2 separate regions of the Homo sapiens genome follow, and region 1 is linked to region 2. The links are chromatin loops, found by intact Hi-C in ENCODE. Cell type or tissue: endothelial cell of umbilical vein. All regions are shown on one strand. Links, peaks and the distances in the headings refer to the core of each region. The heading gives the core; the rest is flanking DNA. Region 1 holds the start of MIR8062 (microRNA 8062). Region 2 has its middle 150 kb from the start of FERMT1.

Region 1 (16,346 bases), core at 5,228-13,227, 1.1 Mb after region 2:
AAGGTAACTTTCATTTTGAGATGCTAATTACTCCAAGAATTTGATGCAGGAGGCAGCTGGTTAAAATGAATGAGTGCTGAAGCGTTGAAGGGGAAAATCAAATAGATGGTTATAATAAAAGTGCAATATGCAACCTAATAAGTATGCAGAGAATAAGGGACAATATTGTTAATAAACATCTATTAGTCAAGATGATCTTTGTAGAGCTGGGCTCTTTAATATTATAACTGCTAATCACATGCAATTAAATTTAAATTTAAGGTGGTTGAGATTAGAAATTCAGGTCCTCAGCCACAGAGGCCACATACAACATGTTCAATAGCCACATGTGGCCATTGGCTACCATATTGGAGAGCCCAGATATAGAACAGTTTCATTACTGCAGAAATTTCTATAGGACAGCAATGACCTGGAGTGTTTTGCTATTGGAGGGGTTTTGGACTTAGTGCTTTTATATAGGAAACATGATTTTTTTAAAGAAGCCATCCCATGGAATGCTTCTCTCATTCCAGTGCTGTAGTAAGGGTTGCCCTGAAATTTGGACCTAGAAAATTCACTTATCATAAACGAAAAAACTGTTACTACTATCAATAATATTTTTGTCCTGGTGAATATTTACATTGTACCACACACTGTGCTAGTTGCTTTATACATATTGTGTCATTTAATTCTTACCTTAGAGACTAAGATCTATCTGTGAATTACTTTGAGATAAATCAGGTTAAGAGAAAAATAAAAACTGACTTTAGACCACAATTAAGTAAATATATTTAAACCTAAAGCAATTATTGCTCTTTGAGAGAGAGAGAGAGAGAGTGTGTGTGTGTGTGTGTGTGTGTGTGTGTGTATGTGTATAACTGGCAGCCCATTGTTACTGAGATAACTACACAGAATTAAGCAATAAACTCTGCCAGAGCCTGGGATATAAGGACAGGAATAAAGACGATTATCAGAGACACGGGAAAGAAAGAGAAAGTGAGAGGTATTTGAAGATTCACTAAAGAGGCTGAGATTTAGTAGAAATAGTTGAGAAGCCTCAGAAATTTGGTTGTAAGATCCAGGCAAGCATGGAGAAAGGCTGCACTTTAGAGATTTGTGGGTTCCCAGGCTAACTCCAGAAAAGAGGATTAGGGCAGCAAGACTGATGCTGAAACCACCAAATGGTCATATTAACATCCGAGTTTCCTTCCAAGATCCAGTGCATAGATGAAAGGATTTAAGAACATGAGGTTGGATGTGGATTGCTCCTTTCAAAGACTTGGACAAAAGAAAAGTCACAGCCTCTTAATTTCTCTCAGTGAACCTCAGCCTAGCCATTAAATTTCAGAGGAAGCAGATGGCACACATTCAATGTTCTGGGATATGACTGTACACAGTCAGACTAAGAAAAGGTCACAAAGATGTAAAAAAAATAAGTGTTTTACATCAAGATGGTTGGTAATGAAAATACCCTATCCTACTCAGTTTATAGTAAATCGCTTCTATATAGAGTAATTTATTAAAATCTCAGAACATTAAGAATTACCAAGTCTTGATTTATTGCAGAAAATTTTGCCATGGTGTTTCCATTTAGAAACTTATTTCTTATCTTACACAAAGTAAAAAAACAATCTCTTTAGCACCTGGTATTATTAGTGAGGTATAACTGGGGTGACAATATAATTTATTATCCAAATAGAGACACTTTTGAGAATGAATGTAATTGTTTATAATTACAGCAAAACCACAGGTGTAAACTAGAACTGTCCAAGGCAAATCAGGGCAAACCAACAACCTAGGTATAGACCACAGCTGGATGCAATTGGACTCAAGCCATTTTCCCAGTCCAGCTGCTGAGTGTGACTCAAAGGCTACTCTGCTGTCAGCTGATTTACAAGCTGATTGAAATAATGATGCAAAGGCACAATGATGAAGATGTCCAACACCCATTTTAGGTAAAAATAACTAGTGTAAAGAAAAATACCATTGATCATTGTTGTTGAGTTTTTATTTTTAAAGAAACAGTGACTTGATAAAATACATCCAAGAAAAAAGAGTCTGATAACCAATCTCTACTCAGCATAGGAGGGCATTTCTCTTCAATTTTTAAAATAATAAATTAAAATAAATACTATCTTTAAGGTACTAAAGATAGCAAGGTTAGATATACTAGTTCAGCTAATCTACATTCCCACCAACAGTATAAAAGTGTTCCTGTTTCTCCACAGCCTTACCAACATCTGTTGTTTCTTAACTTTTTAATAATTGCCATTCTGACTGGCGTGAGATGATATGTCATTATAGTTTTGATTTGCATTTCTCTAATTATCAGTGATGTTGAGCTTTTTTTCATATGTTTATGGGCCACAGAAATGTCTTCTTTTGAGCAGTGTCTGTTCATGTTTTTTTGTCCACTTTTTAATCGGTTTTCTTGTAAATTTGTTTGAATTCCTGTAGATTCTGAATATTAGACTTTGTCAGATGAATAGATAGCAAAGATTTTCTCACATTTCCCCTTACTGGGTATAAACCCAAAGGAATATAAATCTTTCCATTATAAAGACACATGCACACATATGTTCATTGCAGCACTATTCACAATAGCAAACACATAAAATCAACCCAAATGCTCATCAGTGATAGACTGGATAAAGAAAATATGGTACATTTACTCCATGGAATACAATGCAGCCATAAAAAGGAATGAGATCCTGTGTTTTGCAAGGACATGGGCAGAGCTGAAGCCATTATCCTTAGCAAACTAATGCAGAAACAGAAAACCAAACACAGCATGTCCTCACTGATAAGTGGGAGATGAACAATGTGAGCACATAGACACAGGGAGGTGAACAACACACACTGGGGCCTTTTGGGGGTGTGGAGGGAGGGAGTGCATCAGAAGAAAAAGCTAATGAATGCTGGGCTTAATACCTAGGTGATGGGTTGATAGGTGCAGCAAATCACTATGGAACATGTTTACCTATGTAACAAACTTGCACATCCTTCACATGTACACCGGAACTTAAAAAAAAAGAAGATATACTAGTTAAGGTGTATCCTTAGGCATTAGAAGAACTTGGAGATTGAGGTGCACTACTGGTATTCAGTGAGTAGGACCTAGAGTTGTAGATGTTCTACAATGTGCGGAATAGTCTCACACAATGAAGAATGAACCTGGTCTTATGTGACATTCATGTGGGTGAAAAACATATTTATATATTAAGCCTAAAACTTAAATTCATTTTACATATAAATACAAAGTATCTCTTTTACACTGTATTAATAGCAACTACCAGACACATTGAGAAAATATATTCTTTATTTTGTTTGGCAATTTCTCAATAATTTTTTGCTATTTCAGAAAATCACATCACAGAAGGCAACCCTAGTCATTATTTTTAGTAGCTACACAACATATCTACATCTGTAACTGACATTTAAGGTGATCCTATGAATGAGTATAAGCATGACAACTTAATTATATCTTCCAATGTAGTTATGTCCAAACATTGACATGTTGAAATACTTATTTTATCATAAATTATTTTCCTCTTAATTTCATTTGCAATTTATTTTTACAATATAATTAGACCATTATATTGACTTAAAGATAAGTATGTGGGTAGTTTATATTATCTATGGATTTCATTTTAGAGTAGTAAAGGCTGTGTTATAAAATATCTTATATAATTAGTGGCCTGATAGGGCTGTGGAGCAGGGCTCCAAGGCAGTGCTATTTCAATGAGGTCTCAGAATTGGCAGCAGAGAGCTTGTTAAAAATGCAGATTCTTGGACTCCACCCCAGACCAACAGAATCACACTCTCTCATGCAGCATCCCAGTGATATGTGATTTATCAAGCCTTCCAGGTGATTCTTCTGCTGCTCTTATGCATGCAGTGATTTGAGGATTATTGCTCACGGTAAGAAAAACATGAGTAATATATTGTCTTCAAAGAACCTATGCTCTAACAGGAGATGTAAAGATATCTTTCTACTTGAGTTGGATGAGTAAGAAAATCACAGGGATCATGATCACCAAAAACACAATAGAAATTTGGCAATAACCTAATTCCAGAGACTATACACTAAACATGACATATCAATAGCAAAAAGCTGGATTCAGAGACAAGTTTAAACCACACAACTCTGATTAAAATGAACAGGACTCATGCTGTTAAGACTCTGTACAGTTCTAAAAACATACACAGCAGAGCACTTAAGCCGTTCCAGAACACATCATTCTCTACTTTTTAACAGGGAGCAAACAGCTGGGATGTGTTACTAGTAAGCCATGTTTTCATAGGCTTTCTGGTTTTCTTTAGCCAAACTCTTACAACAGTCTTCGGACAAATTATTGCCTGAAGCTATAGGAAGTCTTTAGTTGTCTTGGAGAACTGCAGAGTAAGTCAGGTCTCAAAGACAACATGCCCACAAGGACTTGCCTTGCCACCTTTGGCCTTTCCACCTTGGAAATGCCTTCACAACCAATTACACTATTCTCAAATGTCTGTTTATTTTTAATGACTCTAGTTAAATGTTAAGAGTTATTCCGATGACCTAGTTCAAGACTCTAAGAAAAAAAGCTTAGACAAATCAATAGACTAAACTGGGAGGCTTGCAAAGAAATGAACAAGAATCTAATCAATATCTTAACAAAAGACCAACAAATGGTTGAATTCTTGTAGGCCTGCATGGTTCTGAGGCCGACCTTGCTTTTCAAAAGACATTAAAGAGTTCAATATGGAAGCAGTGTTGTGAGAAATCACTTTCTCTTTCTAGATACTCTCATGTCCACTTTTGCTCTGGGAAATGTGTGTGTGTGTGTGTGTGCGTGTGTCTTGTTTTTCTAAATTGTCAGTACAGTGAAATAGTTGTCATGGGTTCACCAAAACAATTTTCAGAGATTTTCTTTCTGAATTTTGTTGGGAAAAGTCCTGAAACATTCCCTCCACTTCCACACACAAAAAGGCAGCCTCCCTAAGGTTCTTCCTTAGGTTCCCCCGGCACCTACATGGGTATCGGCAAACATTATTGAATCTCAACAAGCACATTTATTTCAGATTCTACACATGAAGGGTTTTCAAAATACTCTTCCGTACCCATGGTTCATAAGCCCATGGTCCAGAACATCTAGTGTCTATTTTTATAGCCCACAGGCAATTGCTACAGCTGTATAACCCTATTGAGAATGAGAAAGGGAGAATGTCACTAATTCTTTTGATATCTTAGGATGCAAATGTCTATGTGCTAATGTCATCTGCATAAAAGTATATACTCCCCACTTCACTTTGGCTGAAGGCAACTACACATTAATGGTTACATCCCCTTTTGTACTAAGAGCTACTCAAGGAAACATTTAGCAACAGGTGGTCCTAGCTGCACTTAAACCTTTCCCCTAGGGAACAACACACGCTTATACTGTACATTCCCAGGCCAGTAAACCCATGACAAAGTTATAACTCCCAGTAGTCAGCTCATTTAGGTTTATGCAATAGAATCCATCCTCTTTTTTGGGAATGGAAAATGTATTCCTTTCTGAAAAAGAGTACAGTATAATAGAAGGCATGGGAAAAAATCATTCAAAATTTACAGATTTGGGAGATAATAAAAATTCTACCAATGATCAACTTTGGAATTTACAGTAATAACTTAAGATTTCTGCTCATTAACAGTGTCAGCATGTATAAAAATTAAGAGGTTTAAGAATCTTAGAAGCCCTGTGAAAGGAATTTAGAAAGTGCAAAGATACATGCATTTGAATAAAAATTTGGCGCTTGTCAGACCATGTTTTTTTTATTGATTTTTACAGGGTAGATATGATCAAAATATTAAGAGTCATGGGATAAAATTTCTCTAAGGAAACTTTATCACCATAATAATCATTGAGAACTTCTATAAGTCAACATACTGTGTAAGGCTTTTGAAATACGTAAATAGATAATACGTAAACCCTGAACAGCATACTGTTTCATGGCTTTTTTTTTTTTTTTTTGAGACATGGTCTCAATCTGTTGCCCAGACTGGAGTGCAATGGTGCTTACTGCAACCTCTGCCTCCCAGGCTTAAGCAATTCTCCTGCCTCAGCCTCCTAAGTAGCTGGGATTACAGGCGCGCACCACTGCGCCCGGCTAATTTTTGTATTTTTAGTAGAGACGGGGTTTCACCATGTTGGCCAGGATGATCTTGAACTCCTGAACTCAAATGATCCACCCCCTTGGCCTACCAAAGTACTGGGACTATAGGAATGAACCACTGTGCCAGGCCACAGATGACTCTTATTTGCCGAATTCAGTACATCACTTAGGAGCACCTGTATCCTTTGAGAGTTTATTACAAATGCAGCATCTCAGGCCTCATCCAAGTCCTCTGCAACCAAAATGTGCATTTTGACAAGATCATGATTTATATATATGTTAAAGGTTGAGAAGTTCTGGTCTGTAACACTCAATATTTCCACTTCAACCTTCTAAACTAAAGAATTGTGTGACTTGACCTGTCTTCTAAAGAAGCCTTCACTTTAGTGTCATTACCTTTGTCTTCATAAAATATTCTGTTTTTTTAATAATCATTTAGAAAAATCCAATAAAACAAAACTACAGTCATTTGTTGCTAAATGAGGGGGATAATACCTCCTGAGGAATGTGCAGTTGGGTAATTTTTGCCCTTGTATGAACATCCTAAAGTGTACTTACACAAATCTAGATGTACTTCTAGGCTATATGGTATAGTCTCTTGCTCCTAAGCCATAAACGTGTATAGCATGTTTCTGTACTGAATACTGTAGGCAACTGTAACACAATGGTAAGTATTTGTGTATCTAAGCATATCTAAACATAGGTAATGTTCAGTAAAAATACTGTCTTATAATCTCATGGGATCATCATTGTATATGAAGTCCATCATTGACCTAAATGTTGTTATGAGGCACATGATTGTGAATTGCAAGCAAAAAAAATCTACCTTCTTATTTCTGTATCTAAACATTTGTGTGTTTAATTTGTTCAGTTACAGGATCACATTGATATCCCTAGCCTAGCATTATTGTTGTTCAGAGCAATTGCACAGTGTATTTTGAATGAGTCAATATTAAGAATAATATAACAGACTCCAGGTGTGGTGCCTCACACCTGCAACCCCAACAGTTTGGGAGGCTGGGACAGGAGAATTACTTGAGCCCAGGAGTTCAAGACCAGCTTGAGCAACATAGTGAGACCCTGTCTCTACAAAACAAAACAAAACATTAGCCGAGCACAGTGGCATGCACCTATATGTTCCTGCTACTTAGGAGACTGAGGCAGGAGGATTGCTTGAGCCCAGGAGTTCCAGGCCTCAATGAGCTATGATGGTGGTACTGCACTCCAGCTTGGGTGACAGAGTAAGACTCTGTCTCAAAAAAAAAAAAAAAAAAAAAAAAAAAAATTAAAATTACACACACTCCCCCCACCAAAAAAAAGTTATCTGAAATCTTTGGTTAAAAAGCAAGAAAGTGACTTCTACTTCTGGCCAAGGAAGAACAACTGAAAAACACAAAACATATGAAACAAATTTTGCCAGACACTGGACATGAGGCAAGAAGGGCGAGTGATTGCTGAGCGATGGAAGTCAAATGAGATGAGTGTTTCATTTACCCCAGATGGCTGCCTTGGGTACCTAGGAAAATCTCAAGAAATTCCTTATTGATAATAGATTTGAGAGTCTGCAGAGAACAACGTAGCTGAAGTTGGCAGGGCAGAGTACCAGAGAGGAGAGAAATGTAGAGAGCGAGGACTCTGGAGGTCTGCGGAGGGTTCCCTTGTGTATTTGATTTGTTTGTGTATATGAGGAAACTACCTGAGACTGAGGAAAGAACCACCTGAAAAAATTGCCACTGTCCTGTCTAACTGGATTCACAAGAGATTGGAAATAGTGCCCATTCCCATCAGCTAGGTTAGTTACAAAACCTCAAGATTCAAGGGGCGCTGTGTAGAGTGCACAGAAAGATCTTGCCTTAGTAATGGGAAACAATCAGATCCAGACTGAGTGTGCTCATGCCACCTAACACATTTCAAAAACAAGACTCAGGAAGATAAAACTATTACTATTGAATAAGTAATTCAGCTGTATTCCTAAACAAAATTCAAGCATATTAATATAAATAAAAGAATATTCAGCACCCAGGAAGCAAAACTTTACAATATCTGGTATTAAACCAACAATTTACAGGCATGCAAAGAACAGAAAGATACAATTCATTATGATGGAGTCAATCAATCCTTCCCAATGAATCCTAAACTCCCTCGGATGTTAGAATTAGCAGACAAGGACACCATTAAATTTTGAATTAATTAATATCGTTTTTTTAAAAAAAAAAAAAAAAAATAGGAAGTATCATTCTTTTAGGAGAAACATCACCATCTGGTGGTATTTTCAGGTATTGCCAGTAAAGATATTTAAAACAGGAAGGGTGGTTTTTCTTGGTGTTTACAAATATGTGTATAAATAATTACAACTATATCTATGAATAAACAGCTGAGCAATTGTATAAACCATACAACTTTTATTCAAACACTTGTATAACGTTTACGTATATGTTATTTTATATATACACATACAAATATATTTATATATAAGTATTCATAATTATGCAAATTGAAGATGCAACAATAAATAGACTTTCTGAAATAGTTGTTCTGATAATTAAATATCCAGTTACCATTGTTGCGTTGCCTTAATGACTTTTTCTGTCCCTCTATCTTTGCCCTAGGGTCTTTCCACAAGCTTTCTCTTGTTCTAGGATAATCTTCCTTCCACCTTTCACTTGGTCACTTCTTCCACGTCCTTCAGATTTTACTTTACCTGTCACCTCCTCAACAAGCTTTCTCTGATAATTTAGAGGCAATTAAGCCTCTATCACAAATACTCTCAGGTAATTCACTAAATCCCTTGAAATAGTATCCACATTTGTGGTTATGAATTTACTTGTGCACTTATGTGGAGAAGGTCTTCCTTTCCCACTAGGTACAGTGTTCCATGAGGTCACTTTTCCTCATTATGCACCTTTCAGAATCTAACACAAAGTTGGCACACTGTGTGCAGTTGTTGGATGATGTTTCCCCACCCAGATTTTCATCTCTATTATTGAAATGTGATTAGGATTTAGGCTTCACAGGTAAACCAAATGCAGCATTGAATTTCAATCTCAAATTCCAGGACATGTGGAGGTACGAAATCACTGCTCAAATCAGCTTGTTTAAATTCCAGAATAAAAAGCCCTAAATGCTTCTCAACTTATACAGTTTTTTTCTGCAAATCCCAACTAAGGAACTGAACTTCACTTAATTCAAAATAAAAAATAATTCTGAAATCTGTATTAGGTTTTTCCAGAGAAATAGAACTGATAAGATGTGTGTTTGTGTCTGTGTACACAATTTCTTATAATTAATCTCTCTATGCATGTAGGTCAAACATTCTGGACATGTCTATGAAGGTGCTACTGAATGAAATTAACATTTGAATGGGTAGACTGAATCTCTTGATGCATATATATGTGTGTGTGTCTATGTACAGACACACACTCATTATATATTTATAGATAAATAGATAGATAGATATTCATTATAAGAAATTGACTTATTTGATTACGGAGGCTGACAATCTGCAGTTGGCAAACTGGGAACCAAAGAGAGCTTATGGTATATTTCCAGTCCAAAATGCTGGTGGGCTCAAGACCCAGAAAGAAAATATGTCTCAATATGAGTCTGAAAGCAGGAAAAAAATCTAATGTCCCAGCACTAAAACAGAAATTCCCTCTTATTTGCAAGAGGATTAACTTTTTTGTTCCATTAGGGCCCCTTCGACTAACTGGAAGAGTTCCACCCACATTAGAGATGTCAATCTGCTTTACTCAGTCTACCTATTCAAATGTTAATCTCATTCAGGGGCATCCTTACATAAGGGCCCAGAATGTTTGACCTAATGTCTAGCCACTCGATAGCCCAGCAAAGCTAATACATAAACTTTACTATCACAATTCTACCCCTTCTCATCTTGGCACATATACGCCTCTCCTTAAACCATACTGATATGGTTTGGCTGTGTTTCCACCCCAAATCTCATCTTGAATTGTACTCTCCATGTGTCAAGGGCAGGACCAGGTGGAGGTAATTGGATCATGGGGGTGGTTTCTTCCAGGCTGTTCTCTTGCTAATGAGTGAGTCTCATCATGTGAGATCTGCTGATTTTTTTGTTTTCAGGGGTTTTTTTGTTTGTTTTTGTTTTTGAGACCGGGTCTCACTCTGTCACCCAGACTGGAGTGCAGTGGTGCCATCTTGGCTCACTGCAACCTCTGCCTCCTGGGTTCAAGTGATTCTCATGCCTCAGCCTCCTGAGCAGCTGAGATTACAGGTGCCTGCCACAACACCTGACTAATTTTTGTATTTTTAGTAGAGATGGGGTTTCACCATGTTGGACAGACTGGGATCTGCTGGTTTTATAAGTGTCTGGCATTTCCCCTGCTTGCACTCACTCCATCCTGCCACCCTGTGAAGAAGGTGTCTGCTTCTCCTTTGCTTTCTGGCAAGACTGTAAATTTCCTGAGGCCTCCCCAGCAATGCAGAACTGTGAGTCAATTAAACCTCTTTCTTTATAAATTACGCAGTCCTGGGTATTTCTTCTTAGCAGCCTGAGAATGGACTAGTACACATACTTAATCTCCAAATAAAGAACATAGCACGGCCATAATTTCATAAAACATGATAGAGCTATTCTGCACATAACTAAAACCACACTAATCTCTTCCCCTAAAGAGCAGGTAAAGTGTTGAGTGATTTTTACTCTTCTCTTTGACATCTTATAACTTAAATAATATAACATAAAATTAACAACACAAATATATGAAGTCAATACATCTTATGTTACATAATAAGGGAATAAGTGAGGGAGGTTAAATTATATTGTTTTCTTATACACACAAACATATCCGTAACAAAATATGGAGGAAATAGTCCTGACATTTACAGTCCTCATTTTGATAATGGTCACATAGTTCGCTATAGCTGGTATTTATAACTATCTTCCCCTACTATCCATTCTGTATTCTCTTTGCCTTCAGCAAGCACTTCAGCTGTGGTGATTCTTTACCTGATGGTATAAAACCTTCATTCCTGAAAAGTCCTGATATCAGTGTCCTCCTTTGATTGGGTGTTATAATTTTCTTTTGACCCTAATCACAGGACATGGTAAAACTAAGAGATGCCTTCAGGGATTTGCTGCATGCCTAACATATTCCTCCTTACTGCCATTGTGGAGAAGTAGTTCAATTTCCCCCTGGGTAGTCAGGACCAATCACCCCACCCACCACAGTAATTCAGTAATTTCCCTCTTTCTGATGATTCAGATGCAGGAGGAGCCCAAAGTGACCATGTAGCATTAACTTCCAGTTAAATGAAATCATTGCTGTTTCTCCTGGTAGCAATGTTCCCCACTGCAGAACTAAAATCTATAGGTCAGGGGAACATAAGGCCATGAAAACAAGAAGAAAAACTTTCTAGTAGCTCACTAGAGGATATTAGTGAGCGATACCTGGCCCATTTCCACCACTTGATTCCTGGACTCATGAATCCTGGCTATGGGAGAAGTAGTACCGCATACTGGAGGCTGATTCAGACAACACACAGCCTGCTGGGGAATCTTTCTCCAGTCTCACAAGGTATTGCCACCTAGCTGGCACTGTAACTGCGTATTCAAGAGGTCATTACATGGTTCTATGCGTCCAGATGCTTCAGGATGATGAGGAACAGTGAATTCCATGAGCATGGGTAATTGTCACACTTCGTTTATTGGGTAGTGAGTTCCTTAATCAGAAACAATGCTTTATGGAATATCATGGTGGTGGCCAATGAATTCTGTAAGCCCACCGATGAGTTTTTACAGAAGCATTGCACGCATAGAAAGCAAATCTGTATCCAAAATAAGTGTCTATTCCAGAAAGAAAGTACTGGAAATAGTGCCCTTTCTGTGATGGAAAGAGTCCAATGTAATCATCATGTCACCAGGTAGCTGGCTGATCAACAAAGGGAATGGTGCCATATTGGGGGCTCATTGTTGGTCTCTGTTGCTGACAGATTGGACACTCAGCAGTGGTCATAGCCAGGTTGGCCTCGGTGAGTTGAAGCGCATGTCGTTGAACCCATGCATAACCTCCATTCCTACTACCATGGCTACTTTGTTTATGAGCTCATTAGGCAATGACAGGAGTGGACGGGGAAAGAGGCTGACACATATGCAGAGAATAAGTCATCTTATTCACTTGATCGTTAAAATTCTACTCTGCTGAGGTAATCCATTGGTGAGCATCCATATAGGACACAAATATCTCCACATTATGTGATTACTCAGAGATATCTATTCACATACCTTTTCCTCAAATTTCTAGTTATGTTTCTCCCAAGTCTGTGACCATCCAGGGAAACCACTGGCCACGTCCCATGAATTGACGTACAGTCATACATAAGGCCATTTCTCCTTCCAAACAACGTGAACAACCAGGTAGATTGCTCACATTTCTGCCCCTTGGGGGGATATTTTTTTTCTCCTCTATTCTTCAGGAATGCCTTTGAAGTTGACTGCAGTGTTCTAATTGTCCATTTGGATGCTGCATTCATATTGTGCAGAAACATCTGAGAATGAATCCCAATTGCTATGTTTTGAATGTTTGTGCCCCCTCTGAAATTCATGTTGAAACTTAATCCCTAATGCAACAGTATTCAAAAGCGGGGTCTTTAGGAGATGATCCGTCTATGCAAACTCTGCCCTCATGAAGAGATTCATGCCCTTATAAAAGAACTAGAAGAAACCAGCTAGGCCTTTTCTGTCCTTCCACCATGTGAGACACAGGAACGAGGAGCCATCTCGGAAGCAGAGACTGAGCCCTCACCAGACACTGAAGCTGCTGGTGCCTTGATCTCAATCTTCAGGCTTCCAGAACTGTGAGAAACAAATTTCTATTTTTTATAAATTGCCCAGTCTCAGGTACTTTTTAACAGCAGCATGGATGGATTTAGACATCAAATCTTCTCTTCCCCTGTCAACTGATCCTTTGGAAGCTTCTCATGAGGCCATAGGTACAAGCTGGGAAAGAGACAGTAATATAGCAGCACTGAGGACCATGGACATTTTCTCTACTTCTTTGTGTAACTTAACTTGAGCCTTCAGGGCCTGTGTGGGTCCAATTAGGTATACACCACTTTCATTAGATTATGGAGCTCTGCTGTACACATCCAAATTTATGGAATAGTGAGTCAAATACTAGCTGGTTCTTGATGGGAAGCTCAGGTCACCTGGTAACTTACTAGCCCATGTTAAGCACCCAGCCTCTACAAAGGCCAAGTAGCAGGCCAAGAACTGCTACACACACACACACACACACACACACACACACACAAAGAGTAGCTAACTACAGAGGACAGCATGGCAGGATATTGCTCCAAAATCTAAAGGGCCCGCTCTGTGATTCACCTTTAGGGTTCCTGACAAAGGCTCCAAATAATGTCTCTATCTGCTGCTATCACTTCAAGCACGTTTTGATCTGTTGGAGCATATGCCCTACATGACAGAGCAGCTTGCACAGCAGCCTGAACTTGTTGTGGAATCATCTTTTATTTTGAGCCCCACTCAAAATTAATCGCTTTTGTATCACTAGGTAAATGGGCTGGAGCAAGACACCAAGTGAGAAATGTGTTGCCTCCAAAATCCAGTAAGGTCCACTTTTCTTGTGGTGCCTCTTCTTTAGTTGTAGTCAGGACAAGATGAAACAAATTATCCCTCACTTTAGAAGAAATTCCTCAATATGACCCATACCACTGGGCCCCTAGGTAATGAAAGTGGGTAAAACCACCCTCTGACACACAAATGTCTTACCAATATGTCTAGAATAGACTTAGAGTTGCTACTTCTTGTTCACTAAGTTCAATCAGCATTATGTTACCAATGTCAAGGACCAGGATGATACCTTGTGCAAGGGAAATTCAGTTGAGATCACTGCAAACTAAATTATGCCATAGGGCTGAAGAGTTGATATGCCTCTGAGATAGGACAGTGAAGAAGTATTGATGGCCATGCCAACTGAAAGAAAACTGCTTCTTACGGTCCTTTTGAAAAGAATGGACTAAAAAGCACTTGCCAGATCAATAGCTACATATCAAATATCAGGAAAAGTGTTAATTTGCTCAAGCAATGAAATAACATTTGGTATAGCAACTGCTAATGGAGTCACTACCTTGTTAAGCTTGCCATAATCCACTGTCATTTTCCAAGGTTCATCTATCTCCTGCACAGGCCAAATAGTCATGCTTAGGAATGGGAATGTTGTGGGAATTGCCACCCCTGCATTTTTCTAGTTCCTTGTGGTGGCGCTAATCTTTTAATACTTTAATTGCTTCTGATTTGTTACTTTCCTAGATAGAGATTTTTCTAGTGTCTTCCACTTGGCCACTCCTACCATAGTAGCCTTCACACCACAGGTAAGGGAACAAATGTTGGGATTCTGTCATTTGCTAACTATGCCTATTCCACTTATGCCTTCCAGAACCAGGGAAATAACCATAGGCTGGGGTCAGGGACATACTTGTCCCTCTATGGGAAGAATCTGAGCTGAAACCTTTTTAGTTACCTGACTTCCATAAGCCCCTACTCTGACTGGTGGACAACAGTGATGTCTTAGATCTCCTGAAAATAGGATTTGTCCAGAACAACTACCTAGTAGTGCAAAAAGGGTATAATTATATCCGTTTTCTTAATGCACAGTTATCCTGGTAAAAGGTCATAGATCACTTTGGTGAAGGCTAGGAGAAAAAAAATAGCAACACAAATTTTTTACAGTGTACCAGAGTCTAATATGGGTTAGATATTTGTCTCCTCCAAACCTCATGTTAAATTTTGATCCCCAGTGTTGGAGGTGGAGCATAATGAGAGGTGTTTGTGTCATGAGGGTGAATCCTTCATAAATGGCTTCATGTTCTCCTTGTGATAATAAAGGAGTTCTTGCTCTGTTACTTCACTCAAGAGCTGGTTGTTGAAAAGAGGCTGGCCTTCCTCCCTTCACTCTTGCTCCTTCTTTTGCCATGTGACATGCCTGCATTCCCCTTGTCTTGCACCAGAATTGAAAACTTCCTGAGGTCCTTACCAGAAACAAATGCTGTTACCATGCTTCTTGTACAGCCTGCAAAACTGTGAGCCAAATAAACCACTTTTCCTTATAAATCACTTAGCCTCAAGTATTGCTTGATAGCAACACAAAACAGACCAAAACAGTGTCCTTTCTCAAGGGGACTTGATCTTCTATTCATACAATGGGTCTTGGAAGTGTAAACATGTTTAGTCTGGGAATGGATTGAGCAGCCGTGACCCTCTGTTTTATCATTTTGGTTAGATTTTTATTCGCTGAACTAGAATTGTTTTGCTAGAACAAAAATTAAGAACTTATTATTTTTCCTGTCTGTTTCACTTCTAGAAATGCCACAATCAACTAGGCAGTATTAATAAATTCATCTTGCTCCAACACCATAGGTCTGAGAAAGTCAGGTTATTCTGATTGCTGCTTTGATTCTGCTGTCTATTACAACAACCACTCCCATCTTACTTTTAGTGGTTGAATGCCACCAATGGTCCCTTGCCAATATGCCAGGATCAAATTACTCCAGCTGAATTATGTTTTCCAGTTCAGTGACCAAAGTTCCTACTGTCCACAGCTCTCACTGTAAGGTCTGGCAGACAGAGGAGTTACAGAGACCTCTTCAAGGAAGAAAGGACTCCACTCACAAATTTATTTCTCACAGCCATGGCAAAAGGTATGTCTTCTGAGTCTTCCCAGACTGGGCAAATAGACTTTTTTTATTTTTTATTTTTTTACTTTTATTTTAAGTTTGGGGGTGCAAGTGCAGGTTTGTGACCTAAGTAAACTTGAGTCATGGGGTTAGTTGTACAGATTATCTCATCACTCAGGTATTAAAGCTACAACCCATTAGTGATTTTTCCTGATTCTCTCCCTCCTTCCACCCTCCACCTTTTGAAAGACCCCAGTATGTGTTGTTCCCCTCTGTGTGTCCATGTGTTCTCATCACTTAGCTCTCACTTATAAGTGAGAACATGCGGTATATGGTTTTCTGTTCCTGTGTTAGTTTTCTAGGAATAACAGCCTCCAACTCCATGTCCCTACAAAGGACATAATCTCATTCTTTTTTATGGCTGCAGAGTATTCCATGGTATATATGTACCACATTTTCTTTATTTAGCCTATCTTTGATGGGCATTTAGGGTGCTTCCATGTCTTTACTATTGTAAATAGTGCTGCAGTGAACATACATGTGCATGTGTCTTTACATTAAACTGA
Region 2 (15,545 bases), core at 14-8,013:
TGAGCCACCGCGCCCGGCCTGTTTAGATTTTTATCTTAACCTTTTCTGAATTGTCATGCCACGAGACAAGTCCAAAGAAATGCCTCACTATGACGCTGCCTAGAATCTTCAGCAGGTTTTCTGGAGGAAAACGTTTCTTAAGTCACAAAGCAGTTTCTTATAGAGAAAGCTAAGAAAGGAGAAAACAAGAAAATGCAAGAAAAACAAGAAAAAAGCTTCAAAAGAGGGCCTTATAATAGGGTGATATAGAACTGGGTTTATTTAATCTGGAGAACGTAGTAGGGAAGGATTTTATTATGGTATTTGTATTAGTCAGCTATGCCATAGCAAAGTTGGGTGACAAACCATCCCCAACTGTGATGGTTAATAGAGTGTCAACTTGATTGGGTTGAAAGATGCAAAGTATTATTCCTGGGTGTGCCTATAAGGGTGTTGCCAAAGGAGATTAACATTTGAGTCAGCTGACTGGGAGAGGCAGACCCACCTCCATCTGGGTGGGCACCATCTAATCAGCTGCCAGCATAAAAGCAGGCATGGAATGAGCAGACTTGCTAAGTCTTCTGGCCTCTTTCTTTCTCCCGTGCTGGATGCTTCCTGCCAACGAACATCAGACTCCAAGTTCTTCAGCTTTTGGACTCTTTGGACTTGCACTAGTGATTTGCCAGGGGCTCTCAGGCCTTTGGCCACAGATAAAGGCTGCACTATCAGCTTCCTTACTTTTGAAGTTTTGGGACTTGGATGGGCTTCCTGGCTCCCCAGCTGGCAGATGGCCTACTGTGGGACTTCACCTTGTGATTATGTGAGTAAATTCTCCTAATAAACTCCCCATCATATATTCATCTATCCTATTAGTTTTGTCCCTTTAGAGAATGCTAATACACCACTCAGTGACACATAATTGGCAGTTATTCTCATGCTCAATAGGTCTTCAGGGGACCTGTGGTTTAGTTGGTCTTAAGTGGCCTCAAATGCATGACTACTACAGTTTGAGGGTTGACTGGTCTTAGATCCAGGCTGTGAGTTGGGTTCAGGTCTGTTCCTTGTGCATTTTTTATCTGGGGGCTCAGACTAAAGAGACAGTGTCCACCCAGCCCTGCTCTTCTCGTGGCTATCACAGGAAGTAGGAGGTCAAGCCACACTCTGTGGAAGCAGGTGGAATGGCACTTGCCGTGGCCAATGGAGTGTCAACAGGTTGCAAGTATACGGCCAAGGCCAATGTCCCTGGAGCAGGGAAATAAACTTCACCCACAAAGGAAGGGGTAACAGAGTGAATATTTGCTGAATAAACCTAACTCTCACAAGACTCAAAAATTTGTTCTTTCAGAAGCTATGAAACTTGGTTGCTGGATCGTTACACTGAGGCTAATAATGAAAGGAAGGCGGAATAAAGGGCCTTGGTTAGCTACAGGATCCTATCGGACAGGAAGGATTGCTGTTTGGCAGAGGGTGGGCATTTCTGAAGATCTTCAGGGTAAGCTCATTTTGTCTTTTGAGGAGACTGCTATGTGAGGCCCTGCTGGGAAGAAGTGGCAAGGTCGGAAGTGAGTTCAAAGATTTTTCCAGGTTTCTTCAAGTTGCAGAACTGTAGAGATTGAACAGTGGCCTCAGGTAACAAATGCTCAGGATGAATGCTTCCCCTGGTTCTCAGACTACAGAGGGAGAAGATATATTTTCCTGGCCTTCATCAGACCACCTCTCAGGATACTTGAGGTTTCTTTTCTTTTTTTAAAAAAAATTTTAGTTTTGATTTGATAGTTCCAAGTTTTTGGAAGAATTTGCTTAAAGGTTTGGAGGTTTTTTTTTTTTTTTGGTGGGGGGTATTTAACATTTTCCTTAGGATTTAATACTCAAAATTTTTTCAGAATCCTCTTTCAAATCAAGAAGCACCTTAGGTCTTTGTGAATATGTTCCTGATTTGCAATTACTAGCTGGAGGATGATATTAAAATAAAGAAGGCTAAAGATAGTTCGCTAACTAGTAGATGTAGAAGGGATGATAGAGTTAGAATATTACTATTTTGAAACCATCATTAGTAATTCAGAAAAAAATTGTGAATGCATGCTAAAACTAGTAGATGAAGTTGAATGAGGAACAGGATATATTCATAGCCTTAAGGTATCTTCTTACAAACTACTTACTAATTGTGGAGGAAAAAATAATAGTTTTATAATAGAAAAAGTTGACAGGCACCATCTCATACCAAGTGATCCAAGTTATCGTTGCCAGCATCTCTTATCTCTCTTGATGTGATATGCTGAGAAGAACACATCATTTCTGTGATAATTGTACCAAAGGATGCATAACCCCAAATAGGGGAGATTCTATGAAAGAATCTCTAAAAAAATGTCAAGGTCATGGAAAACAAAGGAAGGCTGAAGAACTACTCCAAAATAAAGGAGACCGAAAATGTATGATAATGAAATGGAAAGTGTGAGTCTGGATTGGATCCTGGAGTAGGATAAAAAAATATAGCTCTGAAGGACATTGTTGGGATAATAGGTAAACTTTGAATGTGGACTGTGGGTTAAAGAGTAGAATTATACCAATGTTAAATCTATATTTTAATAATTGTGCTATGGTTACGTAAGAAAACATCTTCCTCTTAAGAAATATACGCTGACATATTTAGGAGTAAAGGAGCATGATGTCTACCACTTATTCTCAAATGGGTTGCAAAAAATTCCTTTTAGAGAGAAAGGAGAAAACAAATGGGAAACAATTTCAGTTAGCCCCAATTTGGACGTGGATAAAAAGTACCTTGGAGGTGTTGGTCTGATTCTGGCAACTTCTCTGGAGGGTTAAAAATAAATCAAATTAAAAAGTTGTACAAAAGAAAAAAACCTTTCTCAATATTTAAAGGTGCAAAATATTTCGATGTGATATAATTACAATATGTTGTTGCAGTACTGTGAAACCAAAGCTTTATACTTTTAAACAGTTAAGTCTGATTAATGAAAGCAGAAAAAAAAAATCCCCTTAGACTTAGCAACAAACAGACTGTACCCCTGGACAACACTGATGTTGTAGCTCTCAGTGTTCTTCCCAGTTTTCTGTTGTAGGTCAGCTATGCCTCACAGTTTAAAATTGCGAATAGGAGAAAGGTATTGTTTTATTTTATTAGCTGTGGTAGAAAGAAACTAGATTTTATCTGAAAAGCATTTTAGACTCATAGGAAGAATAAAAGAATAGAAAAAAGTTTCTTTGTTGGCACTTCTTGATCTTACAGAATAGCATAATCTATTGTGATTGAGGTTCTAGAAATTAGAAAGGAAAGTTTGCTGTAATGGAGGGGCGTTGATTTGGAGGTTTGGTAGCAATGGAAATAGTCAAAACAAAAGAATTAATTTCAGTAAAAATTGTTTGTTGGACCAGATCCTCTGTGAGTGAGCCATGAGAAAAGACAAGGAAGTTGAGAATTGGACCATTTTAAAAAGAACATTTAAAGACTTGGATTCGTTTGCTTCTTTCTTGCCTACAGCTCCCATTTCACCATTTTCTTCAAATCCAGGCAAAATAAGATTCACTGATACCATCAGGCCTCATGTTTGTGATTATTTTGCTTATGTTTTAAAGTCAATTCTTTCCACAAAGTTGTGTATTCTCCAAAGATTTCTCTGATCTCGCTTGCTTTTCAGCAGATATTGGCAAAGACATTGATAGATGTTTCAAAATACTCAATTCATTCCTTGACTGCTTTTATTTCCCCCTTTTTGCTAGTGATGCCTAATGTATGGGCTATATATCTTTTGCCAGTGGTAGAGACATATTATTTTTACTGAAAGCAACTAAATATATAAGCTTTAATTTGAAAATGAAACTGTTTAAGAGGATCTTAGTTTTCATTTTTTAGCACTGAAATCCCTGTTGTCATCTTTGAGGAAGCAGTAGGTGGAGCTACAGGCTTTTTATCACGAAAGAATGTTTGCAGTAGCTGCCCATTGCCGGAATAACCTGAACAAGCACACATTTCCAAAAATAACAGAGGCATTTCCAAGTATTCCAGAAATATATGCAAGACTGTTTAGTCATTCATAATCACCGCTTTGCAAGTACTAGATTCTGTAGAAAATATTTCAGAAGCAGAAAAAAGATTCATAGAATTCCCTGTATTTTTAGAAAAGAGATTTTTAAAAAATGGAATTCAAGAGGGAGGGAGAGACACTTACGCTGTTCAATCATGTGCCACTTTTTTTCCCAGGTGGTGAAAGGGCCCAGAGGGGTAGCCGGGGGTGGAAAAAAATCTTTTCCATTTGCGTCAGAACTCTGAGGAGCTCTTCATTTCCCCACTCGATGAACTTTTTTGAGGCTCTAAACTGTGGTTTCAATTTTCTCTGAATCACAGAGGGGTAGCCTAGGTTAAGTGATTCTGAGGAGGCCAGAAGGCGCTTACAACAGATCGCTCCTGAGGACCGTTCCTCTCATATAGCCTGGTGTTTTTGACCATTTTCCTAAGAAAGAATTATGAAATGGCTTTTAATCTCTGTGAAAAATGTAGATTCTCTCCATGTAAAAATCACAAATTTTGAGAAATGCTTCAATGATCTTGTTTCAGGGTTCTCCAGAAAAGCAGAACCATTTAAAAAATAGAACATCTAGACTATTTTTTGACTAAACAATGGGGTACCATAGCCAAGCCAAGCTGACATCTAAAATTAACTATCATGGATCTCGTTGCTATAATCTGGTCTCAAGCCCCACAAAGAAATAATATATGTGTGTGTGTATATATATATATATATATATATATGTATATATATATATATATATATATATACATACTAGCCCATATATATGGAGAGAGAGGGAAAGAGAGATACCTTCACAGTGATATCTAGACTTGTGTTTGACCAAACAACTGGGTACCATAGCCTAGTCAAGTTGACATCTAAAATTAACTACCACAGGTCTCATTGTTATGATCTGATCTCAGAGAAGCCCCTCAGAGAAATGCTGAAGAATATCTTAAGGCACACCATTGCCCTGGATGTTAAGTGTTAAGGGAGGGCCACACGTGGCTGCAGTAGAAGAGGTTTACCACCCCTGACCCTGTTACTAAGCCTCTCCCTCCTACTTGTTTGTCCCATCCTCTCCTGGGGACAGCAAATTATGACATAAAGCTAGAAAAAAGACAAAAAGGGAGCCATTGCTAGGACTTGATGGATGAAGGCTGCAGACATCGATTTCTCTGCCTTTGGCTCTTCTAGACACTCCTGTTGATGATGACTTCCAGTTAGAAGAACAGCAGCCAAGATGCCTCCTGACTGCAGAGCTGGCTGGAATAGATCTGGCTGCTATAGAAGCCCTTCCTTTTTCATTCAGTCCTCACAGCAAACCTCTGATTTACAGGCAAAAAAAAAGGCTGAGAAAGGTTCATGGATTCTTCAACTGCTGAGCAGCTGCCATACCCTGGACACGACTCTGGGTGCTGGGAATACACACAAGTATGATAAGAACACACATATTTCTTTCTCTTACGGTTCTAACATTCTAATTCAGACAACAGCAAACAAAATAAGTAAATAAACAAGTGAAAAAGTGCAAATTCTGGCAAGTGATAGGAAGGAAATCAGTAAGTGGGCTGAGATAGAGTTTACTTGGGGTGTGGTGGGAAACCCACTTTTGGTGTGCCACAAGGAAGGCTGCTGTGGGGTGGTAACATCTAATTTGAGATGTAAATGGACTTAATAGACTTGGCTAAACCTTCCACTCATAAGTAAGAATTGGAGCTGGGAGGACATTTTGCTGTTGTTTTAACTCATCTATAATCTTTATCCATCACAACTGTCTACTAGCTTAGAAGTAGTATGAGATAAAAAGATCTGGTATTCCATTTCAAATCTAAGAGGGAATTGTGAATGCCTAAGCAAAGGCTGGTAGGTACTTTGTGAATGAACAAATGTGCCTGAATCTCAAGAAAGGAAATGCTAGACAATCTTAAGCAACCCCAGCTAGAGTCTTTCAACCACTCCTGTTACTCAGTTCTTCCTTCTCTGTAGCCGGAATGTTTCGTGCTGTACCTGCAAACTTCTTCCTTTTGCCTTGTCCTTGGCTAATGCAAAGAACTAACTGGTGGTTGTCCTTTTTTGTAAGAGATGCCTGACAGCCTGACCAATTTGGAGAAACCCTGTCTCTACTAAAAATACAAAATTAGGCAGGCATGATGGTGCATGCCTGTAGTTCCAGCTGCTCGGGAGGCTGAGGCAGGAGAATCTCTTGAATCCAGGAGGCGAAGGTTGTGGTGAGCCAAGATCATGCCATTGCACTCCAGCCTGGGCAACAAGAGTGAACTCCTGTCTCAGGAGAGAAAAAAAAAATGCTCGACATGCTTCTCACTTAGATTAATATGTCACATTTCTTTCATTAGCCTGTTGTTGTGGTTCATATTCTCTGATTGTTTAATGGTCTTTCAGGCTCCACATAGGTTGTACAGATGGTCCTTGAGGCAACCGCAGAGGGCGTCATTCACGTTGCAGGTGTGTCAACAATAATCACAGTGGTAATTTGTTGGTGTGGGGTAGAAAAGAGTCTTAACAGGAGGGAGGCACTTCCCCTGCATATCTCCTTATCAACCTCCCTCTTTCTTTCTAATGCGCAAAGACACTTAGGATGATATGAAGTGAGTTTATGCATTTTTTCTCTCCCCTTAGCACTGTGAAGGCACAGGGAGGATATCATATAGGGCATTGTCCATTTTCTTCTTTTTACTGCTGACAATACCAGCTTTTCATTTGGTGTCTGGAAGCCTCCTGAAATTACATGGGAAATTTTGTTCATAGACTTTTTTTTTTTTTTCCCCTGGGGTTAGGGTCTATTGCTTTCAACAGACTCTTGGAGTTACCTTTCCCCAAATAAAGAATTTCTTACTTTCAGGATTCCCTCAAGTATAAAAGGGGTGGTGAAGGCAATGTTTCCATCTCAAAACAGAAAGGATATTCTTTACTTGAACTATTTGGAGAGTCATTTAGGAGGATGGCTGAGTGTAACCAGCAAGCTATGTTCATTTGGTCCTTCTTGAATTTCTTTTCATCACTTCCTCTCACTCTACCCACTGGTGGTCTGTTGGAGGCTCATAGCAATACCCTTCCCATTGAACCTTCTCTGAGAATACTCTGAATTCAGTGAGATTTTCCCTTCTTCTCCACTAAAGATGCATCTTTGGGTCCCATTCTGCTGCTCTACAGTTGACAGTCAGTCTGCATGGTGATTTAGTGGTTATTTGTGTTAGCCATTCTAGACAACAAGCTTCTTTTTATTAATAATAATATAAACAGATGACATTTGGAAAGTACTCTCACCTGAGAGGTAGATTGGCACCTTAAACCTAAAGAAGGATGCCAAGTGGGAGAATCAAGTTGAGAGAGAGAAGATATTGGGCAGATAGGACAAGAAGTACTTCTCAACTCATGGACACAAAAAGGAAAACAATAGTCACTGGGACCTACCAGGATATGGAGGGTAGGAGCAGGGAGAGGATCAGGAAAAATAAAGAATGGGCACTAGGCTTATTACCTGGGTGATGAAATAATCCATACAACAAACCCCATGACATGAGTTTACCTATATAACCTGCACATATACCCTTGAACTTAATTTGTTTTCTAAAAGGAAAATAAAGTTTGCATTTTTGCTTATGGAAGTAACAACCCATCATTGTAGTCCAAAGTGAAAATTTTGGGGGAATGTCATTTCAGCACCTTTAGAAAACTAGGTTTGAAATGTATTTGTAAACTGCTGTGTTGGAGTGGATATTGACAAGAACTAACTCAATTCCCAGTGCAAGGCATAGAAGTAACCCAGTGATAGTGCCATGCGCCCTAGCATAGATGCCTGCATGCGTGGATGACCACTGGGAGCTCCTGAAGACAGGGAGCTGTCCACCTCCAGCACTCAGTAAAGCTTGTGAAGCTGAGGGGAGACGGGAGTGAAACATGGGTCTGGGAGTCATCAGAAAGTGAAGCCAAGCCTCTGGCATACAGGGTTATTCCGTTCCAAGGATCAGGCTGAGACCTTCCCCTTCCTCAGCTCTTTCCCCTTCACTGGTTTGTATGTTTGTCCCCTCCAAATCTCATGTTGAAATGTGATTCTCAGTGTTGGAGGTGGGGCATGGTGGGAGGCGATTGCATCATGTGGGCGGATCCCTCATGAATGGTTTAGCACCATCACCTTGGTGATGAGTGAGCTCTCGTTCAGTTAGTTCATGAGAGATCTGGTTGTTTAAAAGTCTGGGACAGCCCTTCCTAGCTCTCTTGCTGTCACTCTCACCATGTGACACCATGTGTTCTCCCTTTGCCTTTCGTTATGATTGGAAGTGTCCTAAGGCCCTCACCAGAAGCAGATGCTGGCACCACACTTCCTGTACACCCTGCAGAACCATGAACCAATTAAACAGCTTTTCTTAAAAAGAAACGCTTCTCAAAAACTCTGCTCCTGTGGGGAGTTGAATGAATCAGGGACTTGCAAGTTCTTTCTTTTATAGGTCAATGTTCTCATTGGAAAAAGTTCGCTATATTTTATTTACCATCTTTAAAAGCCCAGGTTGAAATTTCTAACTGGGGGTAGGATTTTAAGGAGGGTGATATTTTAAGAGACTTTTCATTCCTGGCGTGGTGCTTGATCAAATAAAAGCTTTACCACTTTTTATCTTTGTGATAAAAAGATATTTAACTCCCTTATGCTTCAGTTTCTTCATCTATAAAATGCAAACAATAGTACTTCTTATAAGATTGTTGTCAGGATTTAATGACATGATTCACATAAAGTGCTTAGCATATTACAGGGCTAATAACAAATATGAGCTATTAATTTTAAATATTTCTGCAGTGGTTTAAATTTTTGAAACGAGTATATGTTATTTTTACAATGCTAAAAATTAGAGTAGAAAATTAAAAAGTAAAGTCTAGATTGTTCAATCGGGCTTGTTTTAAATTTGTTTTTTATATTTTTCACTCTAGAGAAGAGCACCTAGCATCTTAACTCCTCATGCTGAAGAGGAAATAGTTCTGAGCAATTATTTATTTAAAATATTAAATAATATTTAAAATATTAAATAATGTTTAAAATATTTAAAATATTAAATAATGTTTAAAATATTTAAAATATTAAATAATGTTTAAAATATTTAAAATATTAAATAATGTTTAAAATATTTAAAATATTAATGTTTAAAATATTTAAAATATTAAATAATGTTTAAAATATTTAAAATATTAAATAATATTTAAAATATTTAAAACATTAGTGGTGGTAAGGTGAAGAAAAAAGTTAAGTTGGTTGTTTTCTACAAGTTAAATAGATAAGTTTTGTGGTTGGTAATTGAAATAGGGAGCAAGCTTTTTGTGAAAGCTTTAAATAAACTTTTAGAGTTTTAAAATGGGAAACTCAAAGTATATTTTGGGAAAATGTACAGTTTAGTACAAGCCGTGAGCTGTCTCATATGTTTAGAGCAAAATGCTAATTGGGTAAGTACTTGGAGATGAAGCTGGAAAGAGAAGCTGAGCTTGAAGAGCCTTGCTTGCGGAGGTGAGAGAGTGGACTCTTGTTGAGCCAGTGGGAAGCTGGCAGTGGTTTTGGAGAAGAAGGATAAATTCACCAGAGTGTAAATATATTCTTATTACTGGATTAAATCACTTCAAATAATTTCATCTGGTAAAAACTTGAATTTATTCCTAGTTCTTTGTGACAAGCTAGCAACTTGAATTTTCTTTTCTTTTTTTAAAGTAGTTAAAAAAAACTACAGGAGAGCCAGATCTGACAGGAGAGCCAGATGTTAGTAGGGTTTGCTAACATCTGGCTCTCCTGTCCTCCCTGGGCATAGAGGAGTCTGTTTCCCAGTCCTCTTGCAATTAGAGAGGGGCACGTGAATTTTTCTGGCTAATAAAAGCATAAGAGAAGTATATTGCTTCCAGTGCCTCTGCAATTCTCCTGTTTCTCCCTCTGTCTTTCTGATCATGGATGTACCTTTGTGTTGTGATGACTTTGTCTCATAAACCAAAGCAGCATGGATTACTGAGGCACCGTATGGAGAATGGTTGCCCTGGGAAGTTGCTTGAACTTGCAGTGTATTTTGTATGAGTGATAATCTTTGTTGTGTGAAACCACTGAGATGTATTCTTTGGTTACTTCTGCATAACCTATCTTATCCTGACTATTAATAGCAAAAGCTATGATGTATATAACAGCCTTCTAGGCAACGTGAGCTGCCCAGGAATCATGAGGTTGTTAACCAGCAAGGGATGGTTGTGTGGGCACATTCTTCAATCTCAAGTAGCTTTACCTGTCCCAGGAAATATAAACACTGCAGCTAAATGGAAACATGGAAGAAGGAGATAAACTGCATGCAACCAATCCTAACAATCTAGAGATCTAGCTACACTTTGGGGGATATGTGCTTATAAGTACTGATCTAACATGAGGTTGAAGAAGTTAAGGTAAAGGTGGGTATATTTTTAGAAACACTTGAGTCACGTTATCTAGAAGGGTTTCCTAGAAACATCTGCTCTAAGTTGATGGGAGGGGAGGGAATTTAAAATAATTTTATATGATAGTTTTAAGATAAAACAAAAAAAGTGACTATATTTTTCTATAAAAATATTAAGGTAAAAAGTTGTGCAACTTAGGAGATAAAATTGAAGATAATTAAAATAAGAGGAGAAATGAAGGTAGAAAAAAATTGTCTGGTAGGGGTAAGAGGAACTAACGTGGTCTGGTGGCCAAGGCAAAGAGAGAAACATCATCAGTCATTAAGAATTACCATGTTCCTAATATAAGAAACACACTAATTCTTAAGAAAAGCAGAGCCATTCTTGGCCATGAGGTCTGATGGAAATTTCTAACTTGTGTCCACAAAATTAGGGAACAGTGATCTAGGGACTATACATAGTAGGAAAAAAGATCTTAGTAGTATAAGCCAGTCAAGAGGCACTGAGAGTTGTTTCTTCAAAGAAAAGTAAAACAGAAAAGCTGGGAAATAATGTATATGCGTTATTCTTTGACCTAGAAATTGCATGTGAGTGGTCCTATGACTTAATATTTTTAGTTTATCATGAAAAGTACAAGAAAATTTGGGGAGGTTAGTTTCTAGAGATTGCATTGGCTATACAATACTTCATGGTGTTTTATTTGGGAAAGAGGTGTGAAAGTTTTATTACTGTTTCACTGTGTGTTTGCATGAATGTATAGAGTACCTTTTGGTAAATTTGAAAGATTTCCACTGCACTACCTGATATGTTTGCTTTAAAAAACTCGTCTCCAACCTTAAGAAAGATATGCCAGTAGTTATAAAACTATGTCGTTAAGGACTAATAGACAGCCATAGTAGATAGTTCTTAAAGGATTGGCAGTTCACTGAGATGATGAGATAATTTTATAGTTGGAGCAAATGACCAGAGAGCTCTTTTACAGCTCCTTAAACAAGTTAATATTGATTTTATGATGCTTTTTCTATTATTTTATAAGGGAAAGCAGTGAGAATATGAGGTGTTGGAGTCTGTTGCTCACTTTTATGAACTGGCCTGCTTGCTTTTTTTTTTTTTTTTTTTTTTAATTAACTATTTCCTGCTTTCCAAGGCAATTGGACAGACTATTTGTAGGTCAAACAAGAAGGCAGAAAATAAGTTTTCTTTTTTTTTAATTAAAAGTTTAAAAAGTTATTTTAACATGATTTTAGCAAAATTTTAGCAACTATTTTTACATAATTTTGTCTTGAACTTGGATTATTTCATGTGCATGTCAATGGAGCCAGGCCTCTTGTCGAAATGCTAATTGGGGTCTCACAGGGAAGTCCCAAAACAGTTTTATACAGCCACTTTTTTCCTGTTTTGTATCCAGAACATTCTCAGTTACTGCTCTCTGAATGTTGTCTGAACACGTGACCTACAAAAAGACCATTACTGTGGCCGCCATGTTAATGCTGCTATGTAATTCTCCTTTAATGCATATCCTTGGGGGTCACTCTATAACCTGATTTAGCCTTTGGCTTCACCATCCCTACATCTATATTTTTCTTAAGAACTTCCTTTTGGAAAAGCTTGAAGTCATAAATGTCCTGAAATCAGATTCCAGCCATCTGAAATTATGAACCAATTGGCACCATTAAGTGTGTAGGTTTGTATTTAATCTTCTCCAAACTTCAGGATCTCAAGCCACGGTATCAGTGGATATACATTTATATGATATCCTGTAACATAGTTTTCTAATTGTCTTGGCTGGGCAGATCTCTAAGTGAGCTGAGGGTGGGCCACTGAAATGAAGGGTAAGTGTTCTTGGACTGATCATGCAATTGTAAAACACTGAGCTTCAGTGAAACTAAGTGGGCCCAGGTGGCTTTGCTGTCTAAAATTGGGCCTTTCCAAAGCCTTTTATCTCTTTTTTCCTTTAGAACATACAAGTTCTTAAAAAATAATCAGCTCTGGTGGGAAACTTTGGCTAAAGAATTTATATTTTTAGGTTTTTGTATTTAATATGTCTTTTTTCACAAAGCAAGTAAAATTTCATTATGCAGGAGGACACAGGGTTTGTTTAGCCTTGGATGTGTGATGGCTTCATTTCCAAATGTAAGGACGGTGCTGGGTGGAGGTTTATTTCAGATTGTTGGCATGGGCTATGGCATCTTGGTTTGAAACAAATAGTCCCACCCTCCCCAAATCTTAATGAGACTGAAGCCAGAGAACAGAAGGAGGCCAGAGAACAGAGACTGAGGCCAGAGAACAGAGAACTGACCCCAGATAAGACTATTTAGAAGTTAAAAGGTAAGCTAACAAATCATTAAAAACAACGCGATTTAGCCTCCTATCTTGATAAATTCACCATTGTCTTTACTTACCTAAAAGGCAAGGTTCAAATTTAGAATTCTTACAATCCTTGGAGTCTCTATTGGAAGAGGAACTGACCTCAGTCCAGGCCTGCAGCTCCTCTCTTTATCCCTCCACCTCCCTCCTGTACCAGCAAAGGGCTCTCTCATGTGCAAGCTGGTGCATCTAAGCCACATGAACAGCTGTCCCTTGGTTACCCCTTGGGCTTAGAGGGGCTTAGAGGGGCACAAACTAGAGACATATGCTGCCTTCAGCAGCCCCTAGAAGGGACCCAAGGGATCGGATAGCCCTAGTAGTGAGGTCTGGTCTACAAGGAGGCTATATTAGTTTGCTAAGACTGTTAGGACCAAGTACCATAAACTGGGTGGATTACACAACAGAAATTTATTGTCTCACAGTTCTGCAGGCTATAAGTCCAGGATTGAGGTTTGAGCAAAATTGGCTCCTTCTGACAGTTGTGAGGAAGAATCCTTCCTGGGCTTCTCCTCTGGCTTCTGGTGATTTGCTAGTGATCTTTGGTGTTTATTGGCTTGTAGACACAGCGCTCTGATCTCTGACTTCACTTTCACATGGCATCCTCCCTGTGTGTGAGTCTGTGGCATCATTTTCCCTTCTTATAACGACACTTGTCATATTGGATTAGGGTCCACCTTAATGACCTTATCTTGATTACATCTGTAAAGACCCTATTTCTATAGAAGGTCATATTCTGAGGTACTGGGGTTAGGACTTCAATGTATAAATTTGGAAGACACAAATCAACTGATAGCAGAGGATAAGTAAGTGTGGGCTCCCAGAGGGCACATTCCCTTGGCCTCATGGACAGCTCATCCTTAGGGAAGGTTGTGGCTGGATGAGGCCCAGAGTGAAGCTCTCTAAAACTTGAGACCTGTGACAGGGACCCCTTTAAGGACTATGCTGAGAATACATTCTTTATCACCAATATCACTGCAGTCTTTGACATGGGATGACCCAGCAGTTTAAAGAGCAACAGAAATAGAAATGAAATAGAAATAGAAATTAACTTCAACTTCTTCTGAATTTCCCCATTTGGCTAAATTAAGTAAGGCTCTTCCCCACACTCTGAATAGTCTTTCCAGTCTAGTCCATCTTATCAATTCATTCTCTCTTCACCCCTAATTCCCATCACAACTTCTCACCCAGTTCATTTGATAGCTTATGAGTGACTGCTTCTTACAACCAAAAGTGTTGATCTTAGCACGATGTTGGAGGATGGCAAGTCCTCAATAAAAACGTATTGGTTCTCTGGGCCTCTAACTTCTGTTGATGGCATATTTAATGCATCAGCTTTGATTCTGGACAGTACATTCCTAGTTCTGAGGGCAGTCAGGCCTTCACTGTTCTGTATGTGGGCTATTTCTGAGCCCACATTTTAAAAATAATCCATGGCGGGAAGGAGGGGTATTCAATTCTGTGACTAAAAACAATCTCCTGGGAGCCAAAGAAACACACAGATAATGTTTATTCTCCAAGCTAAAAATAGGTGGGCTGGTATTTTTAGTCATTCCCCAAAATATGGTGTCTGGACTCAAATTCAGCTGTGGGTGTCTGTCTTTTTGGGATCCAATGAGGCTGGCAGTGCGGGGAGGAGTCCGGGTCAGATGCTAGAATAAAAAAATGTTTCTAGGAGAGAAGTCGGGCCTTGCTACCAATTTAAGCTTTCCAGCTAATGAGGGTGTAGTTCAATTTCAAACATTTTTAGAGTTTAAAAAAACAAAAACAAAAACAAAAACAAAGCAACCTCAATGAATTATCGAGTGCATAAAGACCAGCAGTTGTTACATCCTTGGCTGTCAAAATGAGCTACTTCTTCCCCTCAGATGAGGGCAAAAAGTGGTCTGGAATCACAGCAAAATTAATTTGTTTGCTCGGGTATAAATTTAAAACGACTCACCTGATTTTTTTTTTATTCTTCTGTAATTTGCCAGAGTTAATTCAGTCCCAAGGGATTTTCTCTTTACCACCTTGCTATAAAATCTGATTCAGTTTCATACAGTTTTTTTCCCCAGCTAATGCCCAGACTAAACGTACACTTTAAGAAAACACCAGGGCTATAGCCTGTGCTTTTGCTATGTTTCTTGTATAGACTTTCGGGGACCCTTGGTGTGGGAAACGGAAGGGAGGGTTTTCAAGGCATTTAAAGAGTTTAAGAAATCTCTACAAATCAGCATGATGTTTTTTCTCCCTTCTCTAGAAGTCAAGTTTAAGGGATCATTTCTTTACCAAGTCTTGCACCTACTGAATTACTGTTGGGGTTGAGACCAACTGCAAGGTTTCAAAAGGAATGGAAAGAAGCATACTTAATGAAAAAGTGCTGAGGATTGGATGTCAAACTTAAAAACAGAATGTGAGTTATTCCTGTGTTGTATGACAAAGGCATTTTCCTTGCCTCACCAGACCAAGTCCAGGAATAGGAAGGGCAGGGGGCTGCCTCCAAAACATAAGGCTGCATGTGGGATTCCCACTAAACCCATCCCACAGACGAACCACATGGAAGATGTCTAACGTGACCAGTGGAATGAGCAACATTGATTTCTCTCAGTGTTCGCCACACGCGTTCCATCATTGTGCTGGCTTGGTAGGAGGGTGCTGGGATGCAGCAGCGAATGTCTTACCGAGATGTTCTCATCGCGTGAGTTAGGATGGAGTGACACATCTCCTTGTGTTATTTTGAGCTGCTTAAAAGTTCATGTTGTGACTATGAGTGGGTTTAGT

The links. Hi-C counts contacts between places; a loop is a spot of excess contacts. Peaks named below come from ENCODE experiments on the same cell type or tissue, not always from the same donor. Only the 100,000 strongest peaks of a DNase experiment are listed, where the experiment ranks them.
Region 1: it touches region 2 in a loop (3-fold over the local background); 3 of 110 quality-filtered maps call a loop at or near these places.

What each region holds. Positions count from the first base shown.
Region 1 is chr20:7,367,744-7,384,089 of GRCh38, forward strand. LINC01706 (long intergenic non-protein coding RNA 1706) reads left to right here. Exons shown (of 3, transcript NR_110610.1): 3 at 1-758. MIR8062 (microRNA 8062) reads left to right here and starts at 3,865; the gene lies at 3,865-3,949. In endothelial cell of umbilical vein, for the core only: a CTCF peak has its summit at 8,390 (motif pointing left); no DNase peak of the experiment used is centred there.
Region 2 is chr20:6,261,489-6,277,033 of GRCh38, forward strand. No RefSeq gene overlaps it. Among named protein-coding and RNA genes, the nearest start is that of FERMT1, 150 kb to the left of the region's middle. In endothelial cell of umbilical vein, for the core only: a CTCF peak has its summit at 3,899 (motif pointing right); a DNase peak (open chromatin) is centred at 3,933; H3K27ac peaks cover 361 bases; H3K27me3 peaks cover 388 bases.